Regions from separate parts of the Homo sapiens genome. Here region 1 is linked to region 2. The links are chromatin loops, found by intact Hi-C in ENCODE. Cell type or tissue: adrenal gland. All regions are shown on one strand. Each heading gives the region's core, and the rest is flanking DNA. Links, peaks and the distances in the headings are about the cores only.

Region 1 (5,376 bases), core at 156-5,155, 240 kb after region 2:
TTTTTTTTTTGAGACAGAGTCTCACTCTGTCACCCAAGCTGGAGTGTAATGGCATGATCTCAGCTCGCTGCAGCCTCTGCCTCCTGGGTTCAAGCGATTCTCCTGCCTCAACCTCCTGGGTAGCTGGGACTACAGGTGCGCACCACTACGCCCAGCTAATTTTCATATTTTTAGTAGAGACAGGGTTTCACCATGTTGGCAAGGTGGGTCTCGAACTCCTGACTTAAGTGATCCTCCCGCCTTGGCCTCCCAAAGTGCTGGGATTACAAGCGTGAGCCACCATGCCCAGCCTAGTTTGTACTTTTTTTTGCCACAGGTTTGGAATCAGTCATTTATCCAAGAAGCTCTGGTTTTCTTTTAGTGAAAAGTGTAATTTCTTTATCACAAGCTGGGCTCCAGGGATGCCCTATGTTACTTGGTAGACTTGTCAATATATGGGGGCTATTTTAGTAAACAGAACTAGAGAATATATTTTGAAGGTAAAAAACATTTCATGACTTGACAGCGATATTTCTAATTCACACTCAAGTCTACAGTGCTATGCCTTAACATTTTTTTTGTTTGTGTTTCTTATAGAGAGAGTGTCTCGCTATGTTGCCCTGGCTGGTCTTGAACTCCTGAGCTCAAATAATCCTCTCGCCTCAGCCTCCCAAAGTGGTAGAATTACAGGCATGAGCCACCATGCCTGGGCCCTTAACTTCTTTTATATTGTCTCTGCAACTCCTTCTTCCACACCAAGAATCCTGGTTCTGGTTCTTAGAACAGGAGAAGTGATGGAATATTCCATAACTGCTCATTTACTTTATCCTACATTATATACAGAAGAGTTTCAAAATAACAATACTTACAATAACCATTACAAATTATGACTACTGACATTTTTTTAAACTTTTTCATACCTTATTCCCACTCTTGCCTCATTTTTTAAAGTTATACTCGATCTACATTGTCAAGGCACATAATCATCACATATTATTCTTTCCCTTTTTACTCTCATTTAGTCTTCATCTACAAGTACCTATATATTTAATACTTACCATCAGTCCTTATACCAGAGACTGTCTAGTCACTTTGGTTGTCTAAAGCTTATTCTGTAACAGGTTCCTCAGGAAGTACGCATAGGAACAATATTCCCTGAGTTTTTGCATGTTCATAACAGCTTCTCTGTGCCCTTTATACTTAAAGAGTTATATGTCTTTCCTTGAGAGTCCTAAGTGTGCTATTCCATTTTCTTCTGACACCAAAAGTCTAATAATAATCAAAAAGTCTAATAAAAATCTTCCTTCCCTTATAACCTCATGTTGTTTTTGCCTAGATACTTAAAGATTTTTTTTCCTTTTTCTTTAAAATCCAGAAATTTTACTAGAATATGTCTTAGTATTGGTCATTCAGGTTCACTATTCTCATATGGAAGTCCCCTTCCATCCTCCCTTCTTCTTTCTTTCTTTCCTTCTTTCCTTCCTTCCTTCCTTCCTTCCTTTCCTTCCTCTCTCTCTCTCTCTCTCTCTCTCTCTCTCTTTCTCTTTCTTTCTTGATAAAATCTCACTCTGTTGCCCAGGCTGGAGTGCAGTGGCATGATCTTGGCTCACTGCAACCTCTGCCTCCCAGGTTCAAGCAATTCTCCTGCCTCAGCCTCCCAAGTAGCTGAGATTACAGGCATGCACCACCACACTCAGCTAATTTTCATATCTTTAGGAGAGATGGGGTTTCACCATGTTGGCCAGGTGGGCTCAAACTCTTGACCTCAGAAGATTCACCTGCCTTGGCCTCCCAAAGTGCTAGGATTCCAGGCGTGAGCCACCGCGCCCAGCCCATAGTCTCTTTTAATACGTACCTTCAAATCTATTTTATTTAAAATTTCTTTCTTGAATTATAACACTTAATATTTGATTTTCTTGCTTTGGTTTTCTTATTCAGACACTTTTGTTATCCACATGTTGGTTCTTTGCCTATATTCATTCAATAGCTGTATTGTTCCTCAATCTTTCTCTCTCTCTTAGGTTCTTTTTGATTTTTTAAATATTTTCCTTACTTTTACCTTCTGTTTCTCTTAAGGCATTGTCTCCTATGTTTATTTACTGGGTCCCTTATAGTTGAGTCTTCATTTATTTTATTTTTATATTTTTCTTGAGTTCTGTCACTTCACTTCTGAGTTTTCCTAATTCTGATTATGTTGTTCTTTCATGTTTTGTATCATTTTCTTAATGTCTTCCAGCTTATTTTGAAATAGAGCATTATAGTTGCATTTTTCTTTTTAAAGCAAATCTTTCTGATCTGCTTTCATTACCTGTAGGGATATTATTTTGCTCTATTCTCATTTTCCTTACAATAACTTTGCATGAGGTTTGACCGCAATACTTTATTGTTGCTTATTTTTATATGGATTTAGGTTTCTTGAGCTTTTAGATTGAGGCTTTGTTCAGAATAACTGTTACAACTTTACAAAATTACCTATTCTGCTGTGTTTCATGTAGTGCAAAAAAAAAAAAAAAAGCAGCTTGCTTTATAAGGTTTCCTGGAGATTCTCATCACTTTTGTCTACCTTCTTTCCTTCATCTCTGTAATGCCTATTCTGTTCAATTTTAATTCTAGTCCCAGTAGTATCTTTAGGGAACAAACCTGTCCTAAAAGAGATTCCTACCTGGTGGGTTTTGAGAGTTCACAGGGGCCGGACTTCTCCATACCTTTCAGACCTCACTGAAGGGCTCCCCACTGCTCTCACCAGCAAATTGGAATAGGCAAAACCGTTTCAGCTACTCTTCCAAAATTGGCCTGCTGAGCCTTCCAGTGAATACCTGTAGTATATTTTAGGGGTTTCCTGTTCTCAGGTTTGTTAAATGCCTCATTACTCTCCTCTGCTTTCTCCTGCCCAGATGAGGATGCCATGCAGGTCTTGTGACTATCAATTATTTATTCTTGCCTGCTTCTATTTTCAGGGTTCAAAGGGATACCTTCTCATTTGGTTTGGTTGGAAATGTCTGCAGATTTTTGGTTTTGCTATGAGCTTGTTCCGGCTATTTTTATGTGAGAATTAGGAAAGTTTCAAGAGCAATTCTGCCACCACCATTCCAACTTCCCAAACCCACGTTTTCACTCTAGAGCCCATGTTGAAGGGGCAGGACTACATAGGGGAAGCTCTTTTTGTGGTAAAGGGAGAAATGCAACAGAACAAACTTGACACCAGAGGATGTTTAAACCTCTGTGTGCAGCACACATTTGTTAACTTTCCACTGGCCAAAAACAGCCACAAGGCCAACCACCACATCAATATGCAAGAAAATAGACTCTTCTTCTAGTGGGAGGAACTACAAAATCATGAAAACAGCACGGATATAGGCAGCAACAAGGAATTGAGAATAATGATTCAGTACTCCACACCAACCAACTGCATCTGCCCCAAAGCCATTTTCTAAGTCTTGCTAAATTATTTTCCAGAAATGGTTTGTTAATTAGACTTCCACCCATACATAAGAGAGTGCCCTTCATTACTGAACATTTTTTAATTGCTAATTTAAACTGTTAATTTAATAAGTAAAAAATATCTTAGTGTCATTTAATGTTTAAATTGCACCTCTTTTTTTTTGTGTGAGCTTTAATACTTTTACATTCACTTATTAGTTATTTGTCTTTCTTCCTTAATGACTTGACTGCTTATGTCTTTTATTCATTTCATTGTGGCAGTTGGTGTTTTTCCTTTTAATTTACAAGACTTCATTTCATATTAAAGATTTTCATCTTTATTGTTCCTATTTCTTACACATATTTACTCCAATTTGTCATTTCTCTTTTGTATCATTTTTCTAATTCTGCATAACAAATCCCCTTAAAACTTAGTGTTCTAAACAACAACAAAAAAGTTACTATTGCTTACAAGTCAATGGAGCAGCAGGCCATATCTGATAACTTGGATCAGGCTTGGCTGATCTCAGCTGGGCTCATTCACGTGCGTGGGTCAGCTAGTGCCATGGCTGGGGAAAGGTTGGTCTAAGATGGTCTCACTCACACGCTGGCTGTTGGCTTGCTGTCCACTGGTGCAATGGGGATTAGTGGACCCTGTTACTACCATACCTTTTGATTGAATTTGTGTTGTTTTTGGTATACATTTAAAATTTTGATATATTCAAATTTGTCATTTTTTCCTATGTGATTTCTTTATCGTTTTTATATTTGTAAAATTCTTTCCCAGTCCCCAAGGTCTGATAAATATGTACTTAAGTTTTCTTTTACGATTTCATTCTTTTATATTTCATTCTTTTATCTCTTATACCTCTCTTTTATCCATCAGAAATTGAGGGATGTGAAGCATAAGAGAGAAAAAGTGGTATCTTTTCCTCACCCATTGCTAGGTTCATGGCTGACACTCTCATAACAAAAGATGCATTAACAAGAGAGAAGCATAATTTTTTTTTTTTTTTTTTTTTTTGAGATAGGGTCTCACTCTGTCACCCAGGCTTAAGTGCAGTGACGAGATCATGGCTCACTGAAGCCTCCACCTACTGGGCTCAAGCAATCTTCCCACCTCAGCCTCCCAAGTAGCTGGGACTACAGGTATGTGCCACCGCATCCAGCAAATTTTTGTTTCTGTTTTTGAGACAAGGTGTTGCTCTGTTGCCCAGGCTGAAGTGCAGTGGTATAATCTTGGCTCACTGCAACCTCCACCTCCTGGGTTCAAGTGATTTTCCTGCTTCAGCCTCCCAAGTAGCTGGGATTATAGGCACAAGCCACCACGCCCAGCTACCTTTTTTGTATTTTTAGTAGAGACAGAGTTTCAACATGCCGGCCAAGCTGGTCTCAAACTCCTGACCTCAAGTGATCCACCCACCTTGGCCTCTCAAAGTGCTGGGATTACAGCACGTGAGCCACCACGCTTGGCCAAATTTTTGTATTTTTTTTTTTTTTTATAGAGACAGAGTTTTGCCATTTTATCCAGGATGGTCTTGAACTCCTGGGCTCAAGCGATCCTCCCATCTCAGCCTCCCAAAGTGATGGGATTACAGGCATGAGCCACTATACACAGCCAGCAGAACATATTTATTTAATATAAATGTTATGTAACACAGGAGCCTTCAGAAATAAAAACCTGAAGAATTAGGAATATTTGTGTATTTGTATGGACAGTCGTGCAGAAGTATGATTGGAGGACAATCTAATGGTAAAAAACTGGGGAGGGCCAGGCACAGTGGCTCACACCTGTAATCCCAGCACTCTGGGAGGCCGAGGCGGGTGGATTACCTGAGGTCAGGTGTTCAAGACCAGCCTGGTCAACATGGTGAAACCCCGTCTCTACTAATAATACAAAAATTAGCCAGGCATAGTGGTGCATGCCTGTAATCCCAGCTACTTGGGAGGTTGAGGAAGGAGAATTGCTTGAACCCA
Region 2 (5,376 bases), core at 191-5,190:
GAGAATTTAGCCAGACTGGGCTAGGGTGCAGGCACATCCAGCAGGGAAGGGAGAGCATGCGTGTTAGACTAGTCAAAACTTGAGAGGGGCAATGGAGAGGGGGAAGGAGGGCAGTGACAGCTGATTATAGTCAGTGCTTATGAAGTACTTACACCACACCAGGTACTATTTCCAGCATGTCCCTGTAATGTAACTGCCCAACAGGTTCACCTTCCCCATTGCCTAGACAGAGCTGATTTATCAAGACAGGAATTGAGATAAAGTAATTTGGCTGTACGGGAGACGGGAGTTTTATTATTACTCAAATCAGTCTCCCTGAGCGTTCAGGGATGAGAGTTTTTAAGGACAACTTGGTGGGTTGGGGGAAGCCAGTGAGCCAGGAGTGCTGATTGGTCAGGTCAGAGATGAAATCATAGGAAGTCAAAGCTGTCTTCTTGCACTGAGTCAGTTCCTGGGGTGGGGGCCACAAGATCAGATGAGCCAGTTTATTAATCTGGGTGGTACCAGCTGATCCATCAAGAGCAGGGTCTGGGCCAGGCGTGGTGGCTCACGCCTGTAATCCCAGCACTTCGGGAGGCTGAGGTGGGTGGATCACCTGAGGTCAGGAGTCCAACACCAGCCTGGCCAACACGGTAAAACGCTGTCTCTAAAAATACAAAAAAATTAGCCGGGCATGGTGGTGCACATCTGTAATCCCAGCTACTTGGGAGGCTGAGGCAGGAGAATTGCTTGAACCCGGGAGGCGGAGGTTGCAGTGAGCTGAGATGGTGCCATGGCACTCCAGCCTGTGCGACAGAGCAAGACTCCATGTCAGGGGAAAAAAAAAAAAAAAAAAAAAGCAGGGTTTGCAAAATATCTCAAGCACTGGTCTTAGGTTTTACAATAGTGATTTTATCCCCAGGAGCAATTTGGGGAGAGTCAGAATCTTGTAGCCTCCAGCTGCATGATTCCTAAACCACAATCCCAATCTTGTGGCTAATTTGTTAGTCCTATGAAGGCAATCTAGTCCCCAGGCAAGAAGGTGGTTTTGGGAAAGGGCTGTTGTTGTCTTTGTTTTAAACTGTAAGTTCCTCCCAAAGTTAGTTCAGTCTACATCCAGAAATGAGCAAGAGCAGCTTGGAGGTTAGAAGCAAGATGGAGTTGGTTAGGTCAGATCTCTTCACTGTCTTCTAACACATCTGCTTCACCGTCTTATAACAGTGAAAGGCATCTGAAAGGTTTGTTTCAGATGTTTTTCACTGTTCACCTTTCAGATGTCTTTCACTGTTATAGTTTTGCAATGGCGATTTCAGTATTTCGCCCCATTCTATCCTATAGCAGTCCTACGAGATAGGTACTATTATTAACCCCACTTTATAGATGGGTACGATGAGGCTCTGGGAGGTCTGGTAACAGCTAGTCAGTGGCAGGGCCAGATTCGGACCTGGATAGTTGGCTGTAGGGTCTGTGGCTGAACCAGTCCATGCTGTGGCCTCTTACAAGATGTAGGGGTAGGGAGGCAAGCAGGGAAGATGCAGATCACACAGATGGGGGCAGCCTCTTCAGGAGTTCTGAGTCTTATCCCAAGAACAGTGGGAAGCCATGGGAGGTCCTGAAGCAGGGAGGTTAGTATTTCAGAAAATGAGTGGGGCTGTGTGTGAGATGTAGATAGAAGGGGTGCAAACCTGGAAATAGCCCCATTAGAAGCTGTGGATTTCTGGTGAGGATTGGTGCTGTCCAGCAATAATGCAGTGGCTCTGGACAGACACAGAGACACACAAATGGAATCAGATGCTCAGGAGGAGGACACCACAAGTCACGTGGATGGGAGGGATAGTAAGATGAGGGTGGGGTCAAAGATATCAGTTGGGGATGACTGTGCAGATGCCTGGAGGCAGGTGCTTTCCTAGAGAAGACAGGAGGAGGAGCAGCTTCCCAGCACACCGGGAGGGTAGGGACCCCCTGTTTTTCATGGCTGTACAGTCCCAGGGTGACAGGTCTGCACCAGGAAGGACCTAGGACTCTGCCAGATTCTCCCCTTGCCCAGGAAGAAGTGAGACTGTTCCCGAGCAGAGCTTCTTAGACAATGGCCAGGGACAGAGAACACCCATCCTTGGGCTTTTTGGCTGAGTGGGTCACCCAGTTTGAAAGTGGTTGCGTTGGGTGATGACTGAGGTGCTGCCCCTGTGGCATTGCTGTAGGGAGTCTAGCAGAGAAAGCTGCAGGCTAGCAACTTGCCCCGTGCTCACTCTCCTATAGCTCAGACTTGCCAACCCTGGAATCATCTTGCCAAGAGCAGTCGTTCTTAGCTTTTGGAGTTTGTAAAAATCCCCAGGGAGTTTTCTAAAAGTGTGCATTCTTGGGCTCAGGAATAAGGGGCATCTTTGGCTGTATTTGGAAAAACACGGCCCCAGAGGGAAGGTAATGGCCAGGAGGAGATCGGAGTCAGAGATGCTGCCCTGCTGGGTGGAAGTGCTTATCATGGCATCAGTTCAGGGTTCTAGACCTGCAAGCCAGCACCTCTCCCTGTGTCTGGGTGGCAGGCTTGTCTTGATGAGTTAGGAGGGGACACAGACTCCAAGGCCCTCCTCTGGTGCTGTTGACTGGAGTTCTTGTCTTGCTCAGCTGTGCCTCCCCTGCCAGGCTTCTCAGCATCCCTTGGCCACTGTGGGGCATGGGGTGGGCCGCAGAGGCAGGGGATGGGGCTACCCACTGCCATTAATAGGAGGAGGCAGGGCAAGTCTCTCCAGCAGGGAGAATGAAGAACCACCACAGCTGTCTGCAAGGCAAGGTGAAGGCCTGTCGGGAGAGATAGAACATCAGTCTTCACTGCAGACATCGGCCGTGCTAGACACCTATCTGCTTAAGGATGATAATGAAATTAATCCGGCCTGTAGTCACTTCCCGTCCAAATGATTTATTGGCCTCATACCCCAGTGTTGCTGCATGGTGGTAATAAATGACAAGCCTAGGACATGAAGGCTTAAAGGATTCTCCTTATGTTTAAAAAGCTAAGCCATAAGGCAAATAAACCAGAGAGCCTGAAGGAAACGGGAGGTCATTGGGCTCCATGTTCTCTATGCCTGGACCATCTCAAAAGCCCTGTTTTTTAAAGGCTGCTTGGAGAAAATCATCCCCCACCACCCTCAGCCACCTACATCTATATTTGATTAAGCAGCGCCTCCGCAGACTCAACATTTGGGAGTAATTTGACAGGGCTGGGCTGAAGTTTGCTTTTACCCTTTTGTTAAAGAAAAAATTTTCTCTTGAGCACTAGCATTTCCCTCCAAAGAGACAAGATGCTAATTATCACTCTTATTCATTTACTAAAGCACCCTAGTTTGAGTCACTGTATGTGCTTAAAAGCAAAAAAAAAAAAAAAAAAAAAAAAAATTCATTTAAAAATAGGGTCTAATTCAGAGTTTTAAGTGAATCAGACTCACCTCCCTCCAATTAGTCCACATTAGTTAGGTTTTAAAGTTAATCTGTAGTGACGGCCAGTTCCTCCTACTATCTAAACAAAGTCCCTGCTGTTGGAGAGCCAGCCTGTTTCTTCTTTCCTTGTCTGTCCTTAGGGCAAACAGAGTGTAGCTGGTCTCGTCTGAATGATTTACTCTCAGCACATTTGAAGAACAGGTTTCTAGAGGGGATTTGAGGGCATGACAAAAATATAGCATCTCATGGACTAGATGCAGCCCCCAGAGCCCCACATTGCTGGCAGGGCCCTGTCACCTACTGGCTGACACCCTTGGCAACCCCCAGCACCGGGGAATTGCTTTCCATGACAATAACCATGGCAGCCAGTGCCTGGCACTGCTCACATGCATTAGTTCAATTAATGTCCACAAAAACCCTGGGAGGCAGGTGCTTTCCTTACTCCCATTTTCCATCTGATGAACACAGAGGAGGGTGCATTTCTGTTCCAGTGTCATTCTGTCCTGTGCAGACAAAGGGTTAAGCGTGTCTTTACACATGAAGCCAGAGGAGTCTTTCTCCCCTATAATTAAACCCTCCCGGTGCGCTTCCTTAACTGGATGTCATTCTGTGTGCGTTGACTATGAAGGGGACTGTGCTTTGCTCTGGTGCCAACAGGGTCTGGGGCATGTGCACCTGCATGTTCAGGGAGTGGGGCACACTCGTCCCCTAGGACTGTGGCAGGGTGGTTTCTCTGGAGTCCAGCCTTCTTCCTCTCACTCGCACCCTGCTGTGACCTTTGGCTGGGCCGAGTTATTGCACCCGCACCCTGCTATGGAGTAGTGGCGAGTGTGCAGGACAGGTGTTGGGCAGGAAATTTTCTCTAAAGATTACACTTCGAGTTCTGAGCTGCAAGGTTTTGAGAGGCAGAAATGTTGTTTAACCGCTTTCATTAACAGATGTGTACTAATGCAGAAGTGGTCACTGCTAACAAATTTGTAATTCAAAAGATATTTAAAGCTCATAGGAATGCCCCAAAGGGTCTGTTAAGTAAGGTCAGCAATGCTTCTGGTCAAGTCCATCATCTGTGACACTAAAAGGGACTGGACAATCGCTAAAGGTCTGTTGCAGTGTGAATGTCTTTAGATATTCATTTAACAAACACGTATAATGCTTCTTGTGTACTGGGTACTGTTCTAGGGCTTTGACCAACAGCAGCTCTTTCCGTCTTCTTTACCGCTCCATGAGGTGAATACTATCAGCCCCATTCTGAGGCCCAGGGAGGCTAAGAAACTTGGCCAGAGTCACAGAGTTCCTTCACTGATGCCTCAAGGCTTGAAAGCAGGCGAAATAACCACTCTAGAGACTGTGGCTCTGCGCAGGGCCTGAGGGATACCTTCCCCCAGATCCAGGCTTTCAGCCCATGCTCCTAACCTCCGAGGCAGCCTGGCTAGAGAGCTGGGCCTGATTGAGGAGAAATCCTGGTAGTTACATTCTCTGATGTCAAATTCATAAAGGGTAACTTCTCTTAAAATCCCAGGGTGAATCTCGTGTCTGTGAGTTTATCAAAATGCTTCCCTACTTCTACTTTAACCCTCTTTTTGGCCAGCAGTCCGTGAAGATGACAGTTACCTTCATCCAAAGGGGGCCTCTCTCAGGCATCTGGGCTCTGACAACTCCAACCCAACAGGATCACTCTTGAGTCTTAAGTGTTCAGGTCTTCGCAGTTTCCCACACATTCTTGGTGGCCCAACTCCCTCAGGAGGAAGACAGTCTCAGGGCTATCACTAATAGGCCGCAGAAGGAGCTGGCTAGTGGCCTGGAGGTTAATTTCAAGTAAACAAGAGAGAAGCAGGAGCCCTGTGGCATTTTCTCTGGTTTCCAGCATCCTGTAAGCCCTCCCCTGGATGTCCAGAACCTTCTGTGTGATTTGACCAGCCTGTGGAGGATGTTCTGACGGCCCCTTCCAATGCACTGGTGAAC

The links. Peaks named below come from ENCODE experiments on the same cell type or tissue, not always from the same donor. Only the 100,000 strongest peaks of a DNase experiment are listed, where the experiment ranks them.
Region 1: it touches region 2 in a loop (2.2-fold over the local background); 3 of 110 quality-filtered maps call a loop at or near these places.

What each region holds. Positions count from the first base shown.
Region 1 is chr12:94,522,894-94,528,269 of GRCh38, forward strand. The region is part of intron 2 of LOC102724960 (a long non-coding RNA gene); the gene reads left to right. Among named protein-coding and RNA genes, the nearest start is that of LNCHR1, 29 kb to the left of the region's middle. In adrenal gland, for the core only: no CTCF peak of the experiment used is centred there; no DNase peak of the experiment used is centred there.
Region 2 is chr12:94,283,271-94,288,646 of GRCh38, forward strand. All of the region lies in intron 23 of PLXNC1 (plexin C1), which reads left to right. It also overlaps a transcript of CEP83 not described here. Among named protein-coding and RNA genes, the nearest start is that of PLXNC1-AS1, 110 kb to the left of the region's middle. In adrenal gland, for the core only: no CTCF peak of the experiment used is centred there; DNase peaks (open chromatin) are centred at 2,011, 2,411 and 3,901.